Regions from separate parts of the Homo sapiens genome. Here region 2 is linked to region 1. A link is a loop called in an ENCODE intact Hi-C map of the cell type or tissue named here. Cell type or tissue: ascending aorta. All regions are shown on one strand. Each heading gives the region's core, and the rest is flanking DNA. Links, peaks and the distances in the headings are about the cores only.

The links. Peaks named below come from ENCODE experiments on the same cell type or tissue, not always from the same donor. Only the 100,000 strongest peaks of a DNase experiment are listed, where the experiment ranks them.
Region 2: a loop joins it to region 1, with 2.7 times the contacts of the local background. A loop is called at or near these places in 8 of 110 quality-filtered maps.

What each region holds. Positions count from the first base shown.
Region 1 is chr17:12,016,977-12,025,320 of GRCh38, reverse strand. MAP2K4 (mitogen-activated protein kinase kinase 4) reads right to left here and starts at 4,444. Exons shown (of 11, transcript NM_003010.4): 1 at 4,320-4,444. The coding sequence starts at 4,434. It also overlaps a transcript of ZNF18 not described here. RefSeq lists a silencer at 3,728-4,607 and an enhancer at 4,144-4,644. In ascending aorta, for the core only: no CTCF peak of the experiment used is centred there; DNase peaks (open chromatin) are centred at 3,956 and 4,560; H3K4me3 peaks cover 2,539 bases; H3K27ac peaks cover 1,270 bases.
Region 2 is chr17:12,112,835-12,121,178 of GRCh38, reverse strand. It overlaps MAP2K4 (mitogen-activated protein kinase kinase 4), which reads right to left. Exons shown (of 11, transcript NM_003010.4): 7 at 7,819-7,946. It also overlaps the pseudogene LOC103156999. Among named protein-coding and RNA genes, the nearest start is that of MIR744, 35 kb to the right of the region's middle. In ascending aorta, for the core only: no CTCF peak of the experiment used is centred there; no DNase peak of the experiment used is centred there.

The DNA.
Region 1 (8,344 bases), core at 345-8,344:
TGTGATTCTTACAATGGCCCTACAGGTTAGGCATTATCCCTATTTTAACAGATGAGAAATTTCTGAACAGAGAGTTGAGAAAAGTTAGGGAATTTCCCTAAAATCTCAGTGTTTGTAAACAGCAGAGCAGTTACCTTAACCATGGTTTTCTGAGTCTAAGTCCAGTGCTCTTTACACTTCAACATCCTTTTGTTTCTTAAACATTACTACATGCTATGGGAACGCTAGCTGCTACAGCTACTACTGGAAAAGGAATCATCCTGCCTATGCAATTTCATTATAGAAGCTGTTGAATTCTCAACTGGCAAGCTCTATTAATCAGAATATGCTATTCTCTAACATGCCAACCATACTATCTAGTACTATTTGCTATACATATCTAAGATTAATTACCTGGTATAACGGGATCTTCTCTTTACAGGATTCACACTAACCCAGCTAAAGTCACGAGGCTTTAGATTTGCCACAAGGGAAAGCCCTAGCCATGGCTAGGAAGGTTCTTGAATGCTACAAGTCAATTCCGTACTTTAGGTTGGCTAAAATTTCTTGGACTAAAGAATAATACTTTTCCACAGAATGAGGCCCTAATATGCAAGAAATTTTCCTATTAAATCTATCTACATTAACAAATTATTGATGAAACATTAAGAATAAAAACATTTCTCAGAGTAGTTAATTTGAGTATTGTTTCCTCTCTCAAATGCAAACTCATCCTAATGCCAAATATACTTTCATAAAACCACTTACCTAACTTGGCAAACAGATCTACATTTTGTTAGCTTTAGTCATCAAAGAACCAAAGCCTAAGAACTACTCAACGTATAAAGGTTGGGTGTGTTTGTGAATGAACATGAAAAAAAAATGAGTCAGAATGAGTGAAGACACTCAAATCTTTTGAGTAATAACAAAATTAGCAGCTATTCCCTATTATCTGAGGGACAGTGGCAAAAATGGCCAGATTAGAAGCCATAACTGTTAGCATAAACATGCAACCAAAGCTACGTCTGTTGATTACTCTTATAATCAAATTCACTATAAATCCCATTCCAACCATCTACCCATCCCCTATGAAAAAAATGAGTAGAGCAAATTGATAGCTAGACTTCTGTTTCATATCGTTCACATTGTAATTCATTTGAGAGTCCTCAGATCCAGAAAAAAACAGATCCGGAGTTTGAAGTAGAATAAAATCTCATCTAGGATACTCTGAAAGGACTGCTCAATAATGAAAAGTGGGGAAATCAACAGGTTAGAGAGAACAGTGGGACCTAGTAATATGAACTAAAGAAATTGTGTGGTAAATAATGAGAGGTTAGGGACTCATTTACCAATAGTAAAAGGGACCATTAATGAGACCATAACAATATTGTCGCTACTAACAATGATGGCTAATGTGTATTGCATCCTTACTACATGTCAGGTCCCAGGCTTACATGCATTCTCAAAGCCACCGGGGAGGTAAGCGTTATTCCCACTTTCCAAGTGAGAAACTGAGGCTTCGAAAGGCCAAGTTCATTGCCCCTGGTCACAAAACGCATATCTGAATCCTGGCCAAGAGATTCAAACCCAGAACTCCAGAGCTCTGGTTCTTAAGCAGTATATTAAGAAAGCAATATTGGCCAGCCTGGACCACTCTTGGGCCATAAACATGAAGCCATGAAAAAGTATTCAAGGTTATCCAGTGCCCACCACAGTGCTTACCACATAAGAGGATGTCCAATGTCTACTGCATGAAACATTCCTTATGTTCCACAACTGAATCCTGCTGTTTCAGAGAGCATGGTCATTAACAACTCCCAGAAAGGAAGTTTTTTGAGTGGCAAGTATAATTAGATTGGGGGAGAAGGAATGGAAGTACATCAAACATCTTCTAAGGCCCACTCTGTGAAGTCTGATCTAAAGCAAAAGAAGACCCTTGGCAGATGAAGTACAGTATGGGAGGTGTGACTCCCATACAATTGGATGGGAATCTTTCTTTTTGGGTTCTTATAAGATTTCCTCTTCAAGGGCCTCACAATTAAGATACAGAACAAAACAAACCAAAAAGAAGGATCCTAAATTGCTGCTTAAGTTCAAGCTTTATAACAGACTGTTCTAGACAACATCCTGAGAATATCAAGCACTTCATTCTGACTAATGAAAAAAGTTTCAAGAACAAGATATAACACATTCCTGAATCAATCAAGACTAGACACAATATTGATAAAAAAGAAAATTCGGCAATAATTCATAGAGAGGTCTTAGGTCCTTTTTCCTTCTAAAATGGGTTCTGCTTATTAGAAAGTTTAGTTAACTGGGTATCAACATACAAGGGCTGAGGAGAACGGACAGCATCAGAAAAAGTCCTAACCACTGCCTTAGGAGTTCCTAGAACACTCCAAGCTCTTCCCTGCTTTGGAACCTTCATACACACAGTTCCTCTGCCTAGAACCGTCTTCAGGTAAAAGAGGGTTAGCTTTCCAGACAAGCCTTCTCTGACCATCTTATCAAGCGGACTGCCCTCTATTATCTTCTATCACAAAACCCAGCTTGTTACCTTTATTACTTTTCCAACTAGTAATTTTTCATGTTTAGCTAAATAGCCTTCCCTCCCCCATCTTCACAGGGGGATAACCTCCATGAGGACAGTTAGAGATGTTCAATTCTCTATAAACTCAGCATGAGCGTTTTATGCAGATGCTCAATAAATATTTTTTGAACCAAAAAAACACACTGTATCCAGCTATTTCAAACTGTCAGCCTCCCCACCAATAAAACAAACAAACAAATCACCTTGTTTTTATAAGCTTTGTAAGTCACCCATCTGGAACAAGAAATACAATCCTAAATTGTCATTTTGCCATTTCATTTCGCCCCAACCACCACCACCTAAATTGTAAAGCTGTACAGTCAGGAAGTCAATCTTATACTTCATCAGTATAATGTGCTGTGCAACACAGTGGGCATCCAATAACTAATTCAATTTGAATGAATTATCTGAGGGCCTGCACAGAAAGTGTCCTCTAAGCTCTGACATCATCCTGTCTATATATCTATCACTGGTTTTTATGTATATTAAAATTATTTCATGGGGAGGGTGACAGGGATGTAAAGATAAATAAAATCCTGTCTCTTCTTTCTGAATTATGGCATGCTCTATAAACATGAACTATTCAATAAATGTCTGTTGAACCTAACTAAATGCTAGAAGCCCTTTAAGAGGAATGGAATCAAAAAGTAACCATGGTCACACTGACTACCAAGGGTACCCCAACCCTTATTCTGTTAATAATTCAACACAAGCAGTTTGCTAAAGTTGTCAAGAGAGTTCTGAGATTCCCTGTTTTAAAAATAGCATTACTACTCAAAATTCCCCAGTAAATTTAAGGAAATGGTCCCTAACAGGCTCGGGCCTGGCCTGGTATTTTCACAACACCCCCTGTCAAAAGCCATACACAGCTAATAAGCATTCCCAGTGGGGAAAGTCATTAATTAGCAGAGCTGCCTCAAATGTCCAGACACTACAGTATCACTTTGACCCCTGTCTATTTCCTGTATCTCTCCATTTAAACCAAATTAAGTCTTCTTTTTTTTTTTTTTTTTTTTTCTTCCTGCACGCAATGCTAACACAGAAATCCCTGGCCTGGAACAAAATGCCTCTCCCAGGCCAATGCAGCCTACCTACCTTACAGGTGGCACAGGCCTGGGCAACCCGCCCCCCACCCCCATCCCTTCCAGCGCACAGAAACCCTGCAAAAGTTTGAAAACGCAGGTTCCAAGAGGCCCCCGTAGCCCGAGGTCAGCTCGGTGGTCCGGCTCCAGCTGTGCCCGGCGACAGCCAAGATGGCCCTGAGCGGGGCCCACTGCGGCGGCGGGGCCGAGGGGCGCCGGCCGGGGCCGCTGTCTTCGCCGCCTACCTGAGCGGCGTCAGGGACCAGGGGGCAGGCCCGACGCCCCTCCCGCTCCGCCGCAGCCCCGAGCCGGCGCGTTCCCGGAAACGGGGGCCGGGCGGGCGCCAGGTAAGCGGCGGGGGCGATGGGGACGGCCGCGGGGGCGGTCCCGGACCAGGTGGGCCCTGCGGGCCTGCTGAGAGCCCGGTAGGGCCCAGGGGCCAAGCGCAGGCAGAGGCCGCGGCCGGGGCCTATGCGGGCCGGAGCCCGGATCCAAGCCGGGCCGGAGGCGGCCGGGAGCGGGGCGGGAAGCCGGGGAGGGAGAGAGGGAGAAGCCGGCGGCTGCCGTGGCTTCCTCAGCCGGGTCCGGGGGCGTCCGCTGGGGCAGGCCGCGACGACGCGGGTTGCCGCGCTAGGGGGCTGGGATCTCGGCGCGGCCGCGTTCCTTACCCTGCATGCTGCTGACGGCCGGGTGGCCTGGCGCCGGGGACCCTACGGGGCCGGGGGTGCCGCTGCCGCTGCCGCCCCCGGAGCCGCCGCCGCCGCTCGGGCTCGGAGCCGCCATTGTTGGGAGTGAAGAGCCGAGCGGCGCCGCGGCGGCTGCAATGCAGCAAGCTCGGCCTCTCGCACGGCCGAGGGGCGAGGCTTACCCCCGCCTTGGCCCCGCCTCCGACACGCCCCGGACACGCCTCCTGACACGCCCCCGCCAGAGCCCGACGCGCAGCCCGGGCCAGATGCTGAGCTGCAGAACCGCCCGGCTCTGGGTGCGCGACCTGTGAAGCAGACAGCTGTCTTGGACCAGGGCTGCGGGCCCGCGGGGCCTAAAGTGGTTTGCAGAATTAAAGGTGGGCCTGCATTTGTGCGGAAAGAAGGTACGCAGCTTTCATCATTCCCATGGAGGTCTGTGACTCCCAAAAGTCCACTTTGTTGGAATCTCAGAACCCCAAATCAGAATAGTAAAGCTGAAAAGGATCCCAGGGATCCCTTTCTCCTCCAGTCGCTAACACATCACTTCCAGAAGGGAGTTACCTAGAGCTATGGTTACAGTCTGGAACTCCTCTTAAGCCCAATACCCCAACCCTCTACACTTCTCTGAGGGGAAAGGGGAGTCCCAAGGGGAACTAACCAAAGTGCTGTCCATGGACCCATCCCAAAACTACTGAATTAGAGGTTACATTTTAATAATACCACCAGGTAATTTGTATGCCCATTAAATTTGAGAAGCATATATTTAAGCACTCGACACTTCCCAGCCTCCTGAAATATGCTATCTACATCACCATCTTCCCCTAAATGCACACTGGATTCCCTCTCCCAAATCCTTTACATCTTGTATAAGACGAGCCGTAGTCATTATTGTAAGTTACATAAAATGACAACCCCAAAAAACAATATGAGGTTTCTTCCATTGCTTTGCACAGAGACTTTTATTTTAGGAAGACAGTAGCTAAAAGAAGAAAAAGTTCTCTATGAGGCTACGATTTGTAAGCCAACCATAATGTACTCGAAATGGTAAGACATGGGTTTCTGGCCAGGCAGCCTTGCCTAAAATGGAATAGCCAGTTATCCTACTTCCCAAAGAATCTAAGCCATGGAGCTGGACATTTTCTCCCATTTAGAAGCATTGTGTGATCTACAGCTAGACTTCTTTCCCAAAACTTCTTCCACCCAGATGTTATTTGATGCTGAGAGTTCTTCACAGCATGTTGGAAATGTGTCCTGGGTCAAAATAGCCCTGCCTTCTTGTTCCAAACCCAATTTCATCCATCATCTTGATGGCTCAGATCCTAAAAGTGGCTAGCCGTAAACATCAAGTGGAGAGGCATTAAAGGCAAATTGAAGGTGAGAGCAGGTAGGTGTACTTCAGTGGAGAGCCCGCCAGAATTCTCCTCCATGGGCCTCGTTGGCTGCCCAATATCTTCAAGTCCAGGTCTTATAAACATGGCCAGATTCCCATCTGGAAATCAGTAGCCCACCCAGCTCTTGTTGCTCCTAGGGCATCTTAATTATGAGCCATCATAACTGGCCTTTAATAAGAATTTAATATATATTCTTTTAATAGAAATCCTAGAAGCAGCACTACAGATTAGGCAACTACTAGAAAATTAATTTAAACACACACACACACACACACACACACACACACACACACACACATCCAATATTATAAATAACATATATTAAAGAAGGCTGGGGATGTTGGCTCACACCTGTAATCCCAGCACTTTGGGAGGCCAAGGCGGGTGGATTACGTGAGGTCAGGAGTTAGTGACCAGCCTGGCCAACGTGGTGAAACCCTGTCTCTACTAAAAATACAGAAAAAAACAAAAATTAGCCGGTGTGGTGGCAGGTACCTATAATCCCAGCTACTAGGGAGGCTGAGGCAGGAGAATCGCTTGAACCTGGGAGGCAGAGGTTGCAGTGAGCCGAGATTGTGCCACTGCACTCCAGCCTGGGTGACAGAGCAAGACTCCATCTATTAAAAAAAATATGTATATATATAGTTATATTTATATATATATAGGAAAACCTTCAACCTAGCAAATTCATTAAGGGAAATTGGGAAACTGAATTAAAAGAGAAATACAATAAAAATATAACTAATCTTATTTTTAAGAATACCTAATTCTGAGTTTGTGATAAAACTGACATATACTTGCATTGCTGTTGGTATTGTAAACTAGTAAGAGCCAATAATTAGATGTGCATATGGCAAAAACAAGAAAGCACTTTGATTTGTTCCAACTGAGGAAGCTATGTATGAGCTTTTTAACTTTTTCTTATGCTCACATTTCTCTTACATATTTGTGTTTTATGATTTCTTATGGACTAAATTGTATTCTGCTCCCTCACCAAATTTACATGTTGGAGTCCTAACCCCCAGCATCTCAGAATGGGACTATATTTGGAAATAGGGTCTTTAAAGTAAAATGAGGTCATACGAGTGGGCCCTAATCCAATAGGACTGGTGTCTTTATAAAGAGATTAGGATGCAGACACACAGAGCTAGGAGAAGATGATCATCTACAAGCCACAGAGTGTGTCCTCAAAAGACACCAACTCTGCCTACACCTTGGACTTCCAGCCTCCATAACTGTGAGAAAATACATTTATGTTGTTTATTGGTTCTTTTGCTATGACATCCCTTAGCAAACTAATACACAGTTCAGAAAAATGAATTGCTTAAAAAAAGTTAACCTTTTTAGTAATAATGGTGGTAGCTGGCATAATCACTGGGGAGACGGGAAGGCAATTAAGCAATACATATGAATAACCAGCAAATTTACATTTATAAGATATCCTTGAGGAAATCCCCAAATGGGCCTGAAACTCCTGGCTCTGCCATGTAGTGATTTTATCTTCCCACTAGAGTAGATGAAAATAACAAATTAAGATGATTTCTAAGAGGAATGTATGGCAATATCAAAGTCCCCCATCCTGAAAGAGGCTGCAGAGAAAGAGTAACGTCTGTGTATTCCTTGCTTAGAGAACCTTTGTTGAGAAATCTAGCTTGCTTGTTTTTTATGATACATATGTCAATGGTTAGACTAAAAATACATTTTTTTTTTTTTTTGAGATGGTGTTTCGCTCTTGTTGCCCAGGCTGGAGTGCAATGGCGCGATCTCGGCTCACTGCAACCTCCGCTTCCTGGGCACAAGTGATTCTCCTGCCTCAGCCTCCCGAGTAGCTGGGATTACAGGCATGTGCCACCACACCTGGTTAATTTTTTACTTTTAGTAGAGACGGGGTTTCACCATATTGTTCAGGCTGGTCTCGAACTCCCGACCTTAGGTGATCTGCCTGCCTCAGCCTCCCAAAATGCTGGGATTACAAGGGTGAGCCACTGCACCCAGCCTCAAGAATACATTTTTCATTTCACATTCCAAATAAAGAAAAAGTAATTTACAACTGGATTTCACCTTAGGACCCCAATTTCAGCCTCTGGGAAAGAAACAAGGTCAGACACCTCTATTTGGATGGAACAGTCACCAGATATTCCATATAGCCTTAGCAATTGTCTTTGAGCAAAACGCCCACCCTCAAATTGCCAAGGGCTCAGGACCAGGCCACCCAGTGACGGATGTTGCCTCTTCAGGCAGAGAGCTGCAAGCTGTGCAGGTTTCTGGATGTCATTCGAGCACTGAATTTAATTGGAAATACAGGGCCTGTGAGAAACTTTGACCAGTTCATGCCATTAAAGAACCAAAGTTTCATCTGGTTCAGATAAAAGAAGATGTTACTAATTTTTTTTTTTGAGACAGAGTCTTGCTCTGTTGCCCAGGCTGGAGTACAGTGGCATGATCTCAGCTCACTACAACCCCTACCTCCAGGTTCACGTTATTCTCATGGCTTAGCCTCCCAAGCAGATGGCACTACAGGCGCACATCACCATGCCCAGCTAATTTTTTGTAATTTTAGTAGAGATGGGGTTTCACCATGTTGCCCAGGCTTGTCTTGAACTCCTGGCCTCTGGT
Region 2 (8,344 bases), core at 314-8,313, 96 kb before region 1:
TTTTAAATAAATTTGTGCATGAAACAAAGTTTGTGTACACTGAAGCACCAAAAAGCAAAAGTGTCACTATCTCAGCCACCCAGGTAGACAATCTGTGGTTGCTGGGCATCACCATCATTCCGGACTCGGAATTTACATGCTATTAATAGGCAATCATTGTCTTACACTTGTTCACACAAATACTTAACAGTAAAAAATATGACGTATCAATACAGTGAAAAACAATGAGTTCTGGGGAACTAAGCAGCACAGTAGCATCGCCAGAATACCTGCATCAACTGTTAAACAGCAGCTACAACAAACAGCTACAAGCTTTCAACCTCCAACTACGATGCTGTGTTTTGATTAAAAGGCTATTGTACACTGTATTTTATTTTTTTAGGTGAGAAGAAACATCAGAAGCATTTGAGGGGCCAGAAGTGGGTCCTCTAGTAATGAGGAGGCATTCTGCTAGATGGCTTTGTAAAATGTTTCCTCCCTAGTCAACTGCCTCATTAACAATGGTTTTTGTCTTAGGAGTCTCTCTTCAGTTTTATAAACTGACATGATTTCTTCTTGTGTTATGAATGCATACTGCTCTAATCCTTTAATGAGTCCATTACACATTTTCATCAAGAGCATTTTTTCTTTTTTATGGGGGGGGGAATGAGGGAGCTTGTTTCCATTTTCTTTAAAACTTTTTTTAGTTTTTTTCCTTTTTATTTATATATATGTTTTTTGAGACAGAATCTTGCTCTGTTGCCCAGGCTGAAGTGTAGTGGCACAACCTCAGCTCACTGCAACTTCTGCCTCCTGGGTTCAAGCAATTCTCATGCCTCAGCCTCCTGACTAGCTGGGATTACAGGCATGTGCCACTGTGCCTGGCTAATTTTTGTATTTTTAGTAGTGATGGGGTTTCACATGTTGGCCAGGCTGGTCTTGAATTCCTGGCTTCAAGTGATCCGCCTACCTTGGCCTCCCAAAGTGCTGGGATTACAGGCATGTGCCACCGCGCCCGGCCTAATTTTTATTTTTTTTAAACTTTTACTTTAGGCCCAGGATTACACATGCAGGTTTGTTATATAGGTAAACTCATGCCACAGAGGTCTGTTGTACAGACCATTTGGTCACCCAGTTACTAAGCCTAGTACCCAATAGTTATTTTTTCTGATCCTCTCCCACCTCCCACACTCAAGTAGGCCCCAGTGTCTGTTTTGTTGCTCTTTGTGTCCATGTGTTCTCATCATTTAGCTCCCACTTAAGAGAACATGTGGTATTTGATTTTCTGTTCCTGCATTAGTTTGCTAAGTAAGTATCCTTAGATATTAATGGATGGCCTACAGCTCCATCCATGTTCCCACAAAGGACATGCTCTCATTCTTTTTTATGGCTGTAGAGTATTCCACAGTGTATATGTACCACATTTTCTTTATCCAGTCTTCCACTGATGGACATTTAGGTTGATTACATGTCTTTGCTATTGTGAATAGTGCTGCAATGAACATATGTGTGTATGTGTCTTTATGACAGAATGACTTCTATTCCTTTTGGTATATACCCATTTCCAGTAATGGAACTGCTGGGTTGAATGACAATTCTGTTTTTAGCTTTTTGAGGAATCACCACACTGCTTTCCACAATGGTTGAATTAATTTACATTTCCACCAACAGTATATAAGTATTCCCTTTTCTCCATAACCTCACCAGCATCTGTTGTTTTGACATTTTTTAACAGCCATTCTGACTGGTGTGAGATGTATCTCATTGTGGTTTTGATTTGCATTTCTCCAATAATCAGTGACATTGTGTTTTTCATATGCTTGTTGGATGCATGCATGTCTTCTTTTGAAAAGTGTCTGTTCACGTCCTTACCCACTTTTTAATGAGGTTGTTTTCTTTCTTATAAATTTAAGTTCCTTATAGATGCTGAATATTAGAACTTTGTGAGACACATAGTTATTTGTAAATATTTTCTCCCATTCTGCAGATTATCTGTTTACTCTGTTGATAGTTTCTTTTGATATGCAGAATGTGCACTTTGTCTATGGGCATTTCTTCCTCGTTGTTAACATCATCCTCATTATCACTAAATATCACATTTACCTTGATTCAGAACCATTTCAGCTATTTCATCATTAGTCAATAAATGAAAAACTGAAGCTTCATTAATTTGATAATAAAAACTTCTTTAATATCCCCTTCTTTCCGTTTACTGACAGACTCTAAAGATGTATTTTTTGCATATAAAAGGAGGTCAGATATCATTTTTTTCTCACTTTAACATATGGAATCCATCCAAGTCACTACCTTGTTCATCATCATCATCATCACTGAATAGTCACAGGCCAGAGGTTATGCCAAGCAGGCATGACTGTGTCTTAGTCACTGTTGGCCAAGTGCTGGCAACAGCATGTATGACATCCTTCATGCTAAACGCCTTCTGAAAACCTTCCACACCCACACCTCTGTTCACTGCTGCTAGCATGATGTTCAAGACAGTGTTTTTATATTTACCCTTCACTGATCTAAGGATATCCTGGTCACATGGCTGAATTAATGAAGTCGCATTTGGGTGAAAGTACATGGCATAAACATTATTTTTTATGAGAATTTCGGTTGCAGCATAAGCAGAACAGTTATCAATGGATAACAAAATCTTTCACTCTTCTTTCAGTCCAGCTTCCCTGCAATAAGCATAAGGCACTGGTACAAAATGTTTATGAAACCAATCAGAAAAGGTATCCCGAGTGATCCAGGCCTTTTGATTAGTATAATAATGGACTGGTAAGACATTCACTTCTTGAAAACAGGAAGGATGCAAGCTTTTGCCTCCTATAGATTTATACCTATACGGGCCTACTGCATTAATACATCCCGTCACAGTTTTTCTGCTCTTGGCATCCTTAAATCTTGCAGGGGCTGTCTCATCAGCTGTAGTGTCTTTCTGGGGTAATCATGCCAAAACAGTGATGTTTCATCAGCATTATACCTGTTCTGATGTTGAATTTTCATCATCAATAACCCTGGCGAATTCATCAATGAATTTCTCCACTGCTTCATGATCAGCAGATGCTTTATCACCATAAATCTTTAAAAAGTTAATGCTATGTTTTTTCTTAAATTTCTATAACCAGTCTGTTGAATCTTCACAGTTCCCTTCAATTTTCAGTTCTTCATGATAGATGTTCATTTCATGATGAGCATACCATCAAATGGCATGTGTTCACTGTGAGTCTGACAGATCCACTCTTTTAATACATTACCAAGATCTTCATTTTTAGCTATTATGTGGTGTTTTTCTATTTTTCAGTAACTTTTGTTCATCACTTTCAGCACAGAACTTCAGCAGTTTCTCCTTCTGTTTCTTCAGGTCATATATGGTGCTCATACGAACACCACACTTTTCTGTAAGACATTTCACATTTACACCATTGTCCAGTTTCTCTAACAGCTTGACTTTCTGTGCTATAAACATAAACACTTCCCCTTTATCCCCTTTAACAAACTGCTGTCTCTCTAGGGGTATCTGCAGGCCTCTTTGACATTTTCAACATTAACTTTAAGCTACTGAGCAAAAAATGAGCAAAAAAAACAAAAAAAAATACAGTGAGTAATGCAGGTAGGTCTTGGCCCCATGTGAGGTATAGTGTGGAACCTGTCATTAGCACATCTTGCCTGCATACATGCCATTTTATTACCCTTTGTAGGCATGCTTATGTGGGGAAAATCTGGGCATGTGTGGAAAAGATATATTGCAGCTAAAGGGGGCCACAAGGGTCTTTTTTTTTTTACCTTGGGAACACTGAATCAACAAGATGTGGTGCACCTGCATTTTGAATGTGACCCATCGCATAAGGTCAGGTGAATTTTCCACTTGGGTCACACTAGTGTTGGTAACGTTTCATATTTGGGAGCATTTCGGGCTTTGCATTTTTGGAATGGGGATGCTCAAAGATGACATTCTTGTTTGTTTTTTTTAGGTGTGGTAATGATATCGTGGTTATGTAGAAGAATGGTCTTTTTCTTGGGAGATATGCACTGAAGTGTTTAGAATAAAATGCATGATATCTGCAACTAACTTTCAGGTGGTTTGGCACATCCATACCCACATACAGAAATTGTCTCGTGCTGCAAAACAACATTTTGGTGAACGACAGACCACATATACAAAGGTTGTCCCATAAGGTTATAATGGAGCTGAAAAATTCCTATCTCCTAATGACACCATAGCCCTCATAACGTAGAGTGACACATTACTCGCGCTCGTGGTGATGCTGTTTTAAACAAACCTATTGCACTGCCAGTCATTTAAAAGTATAGCACATACAATTATGTACAGTACACTATACTTGATGTCCTTCTACTTATTTAAAAAAAAGTTATCAACAGCTTCTGGCAGGTCTTTCAGGAGGTATTACAAAGAAGGCATTGATATCATAGGAGATGACAGCTCCCTGCGTGTTACTGCCCCTGAGGACCTTCCAGTGGGGCAAGATGTGGATGTAGAAGACAGTGATTGATCGCGCCCATGTATAGGCCTAGAATGATGTCTTAGTTTTTAACAAAAAAGTTTAAAAAGAATAAACAAGTAAACAGAATAGCCTTACGGAATAAAGATACAAAGAAAGAAAATATTTTTGTACGGCTGTACAGTGTGTTTGTGTTTTAAGCTAAGTGTTAATACAAAAAAGTAAAAAAAATTTTTTTTAATTAAAAAGTGTATAAAGTAAAAAAGTTACAGTACACTCAGGTTAATTTATTACTGAAGAAAAAAATTTTTATAAATGTCATGTAGCCTAAGTGTACAGTGTTTATAAAGTCTACAGTAGCATCCTAGGCCTGCAAATTCACTTACCACTCACTCACTGACTCATCCAGAACAACTTCTAGTCCTGTAAGCTCCATTCATGATTAGTGCCTTATACCAGTGAACCATTCTTTATTTTTTATACCATATTTTTTTAGATTTGAATAATTTATTCTAACAAAAGTATAAAGTATGGAAAATTAGTGTATTTGAATCATTTCAGACAGTATAGCAAGTTTCACACCAGCAGATTTCAGATTTTAGCACCTTTGAAAAGAAATATTCAGAGTTACAAGTGGCAATGCAGGCTGCAGGCGACCTACAGGGATACTCATCTGACTTCAGTGCACAGTTCATGTAACAGTGCGGTCATTTGGTTTTTTTCTCTGCATTTTTAGAGTGCCACAAAACAGACTTAAAAAGAACGAGAAAAGAGTTCACTCAATTCATAGCTGGTGTTAGAAGATGAACTACCGGAGGAAGGTCACAGGCTGGACTAGGAGGTCCAATACACAGTCCAAAGGTGCCGACGATGCAGTACATGGTTTTATTCTCCCATCGCACAGTGCAGCTCCTGTCAGCAGAGCTGTCCCAGAAGCAGGAACTTGCCATGTGTAATCCAGCTCCATTCTTTTGCATAATTACACAGGTCACAATGTATTTAAGTGGTTTTCCCAGCTTGGTGAGTTGGCTTGAAGTTTGTTCTACTACATTTGTGTTCCACTGGTTCACTTTGCTGTGTTAATAAGCGTTAACCACCAATTGTGCTTTCTATAGCCTCTTTTACAATTTGCTCACTTCATCAACAACAAAAGCAGTCTCCTCCGCAGCCTGGTAGTCTTCCATCTTTCTCCGGCCCGTCACCTCTACCTCCTTTATACCATATTTTGACCGTACCTTTTCTATATTTAGACACACAAATAGTTGCTGTTGTGATATAATTACCTACAGTATTTAGTACAGTAACATGCTGTATAGGCTTGTAGTCTAGAAGCAACAGGCTGTACCATATAGCCTATGTGTGTAGTAGGCTATACCATCTAGGTTTGTGTAAGTACACTTATGATTTTGCACAACAAAATTGCCTAACAACACACTTCTCAGAACATATTCCCACGGTTAAGCAACATAAGACTGTGTACCTACATGAGGGTATGGAGTTGGGAAAATGTTTACAAGAAATCGGTTTACAGGAAAATTTATGTGTAAACTCTACATTTTATTTACTTTTTTATGTTGCACAATCTAATGAGTAATCCTAAGTCCTGTAGACTAAAGACAACTATAAATCTCAAATAAAATGATATACCTCCAATAGGTTTTGTCAATATTTGAAGAAAAGTCAAACCACTTGAAGCCTTTTAAAATTAACATTGATTGAGTTCTTGTCTATCTATAACAGGCTTTGAAAGATGAGAATGGACAGAAGAATTTCATCTGGTCCAGTAAAGATTAGAGGCCAAGAGTTTATCAGCCTTTGTGTTCCACAGATGAAGGTCAGCAAGAAAACAGAAGTCTTACATCTCCTGGGCCTGCAAAGCATATCTCTGCACAAGAATGACGAAAGTCTGTTTTAAAGAAAGTCTGAGTCTTTCTTAGAAAGCTGAATTCAAAATATTCTACTTTATCTGGGCTGCAATTGCATTTTCAAAGCCTGCTTCAATCAAATATAATTCTTAGTCAGTGTCACACAACAAAAACATTTAGTCACTGTTAGTATCGAGACAAGCCCTAAAACTGTAAATAACAATTTCAGTTCATTCTCGGGGTATCCTTAATAAATATGTAAATCACATTTCCCAAATACTCCATGTCTAATTTTTTTTATTTCTTGCCTTTGAAACTATTGTGCCATTTATCCCTAGTTATCACGATAAACAAATGATCTTCCAAACTGAGTCAAGAAATCTGCCCAGCCAGTCAACATCCACAAAACCAAAAGTTTAAAAGGTCTTACCACACAGGTTAGGTGTCTACACACACACACACACACACACACACACACCGCTTTTACATGTTCATCTGAAGAAAAAGTGATATGGGAAGATATAACAAAACCAAAAGAGGATTGAAAAATGCAGTAAGTTGAATTTGTAGTAGCACTAAGCCTATCCATTCATAAATAATCTAGAACACCTATAATATCTAGCCTGTGACTCTTACTTTTTTATTATTTATAGCACTAGGTTTGAAAACATATATATCAAGGAGGAAACCAAGAAAGAACAATTTTATTCAATTCTAAGCTTATCTTTAGTTTAAAACAGTCTACAAAGATGGAAAGAAATGCTGCTGGCAGGGAGGCCTCAAGAAACAACCACAAAACCTTATGTGTCACATTTAGTAGTGTGCTGGTCCCCAAAGAACCATGGCAACATTGAAGAAAGACATTAACACCTAGGGAAATGTCTGAAATACAGACACTACATTTTCATTCAAATACAGATCAAAATCCAGGCTGTAGGAACACTGTATGCAAATATACTGGGGTAAGATGAGTTTGATATCTATGGATGGATAGTGTACATCTGTCTCTTTGCAGGAAAAGAGGCTCCAGGTTGCAAAATACTGAAGGCCTCTACCTTTGCATTTGTTGGTGTGCTTCATCTACCCCTAAAAAAAAGGACTAACAATATTCAAAATATGCAGCTTCAGACTCTGTAATACATAGTGAATTCTGCTAATGAACTCAAGGCTTCCCATTTGTCTCACTAAGGGACGGTGGGAACTTTCTGAGAAGTTACCATCTGTTTAATGAGTTGAGTTCAATATAATGAAAAAACAATAATCAGAGAAGACCACAACTGCTAAATACCAAGTAAGAGAAATAAAGCAAGACAATGAAAACAGGAGCTGACTGGGATAATTTAGCAAAGTTTCATGGAGAGGCTAGGACCTGAGCTTGGGCCTTAGGGTAAGGGAAATATTCTAGCAGTTTCATGGTAAAACCGTATGACTAATGGCCAGCACAAAAGAGCACAGGCTCTCTGTGCAATGACTATCAAGCAAGAAGGCCTGGACTTAACACTTACTGCCATGTATGGCCTACAGCCAGCATCTCTTGTCTTGGCAATAGAGTCCACAAGCTGTCCACTGATGCCGAAGTCACAGAGCTTAATATTTCCACTTCTGTCCAGAAGAATATTGGAAGGTTTGATATCTGCAAGACATAGATATCATTCAGTATACAATTAGCTTCTTCCTAAGTTACATAAGGCTTCACTTTAAGCAAAAATATTGAAAAACCTTAGACAACATAAGTGGTCAAGTCCTTAAATTCAGATATATAAGAAGTAAAACATCTTCATTTATCACATACAATAATTATTCATGTTTTAAACATGTAGCTTTAATAACTATAATTGTGTAAATGTAACAGCAAAAGTCATTTCACAAACATTAATCTGTAAGATATAGATGGGGATTGATTTTTCTCTTAACATCTTCATATTTATAAAACACAGAAAAAACAATGGTTTTCTTCTATTGAAAATGAGAAAGGAAAACAATTTTCTGAATGCCAGTGCTTAAAAACTGAATATCAAAAAAAATTTTCAC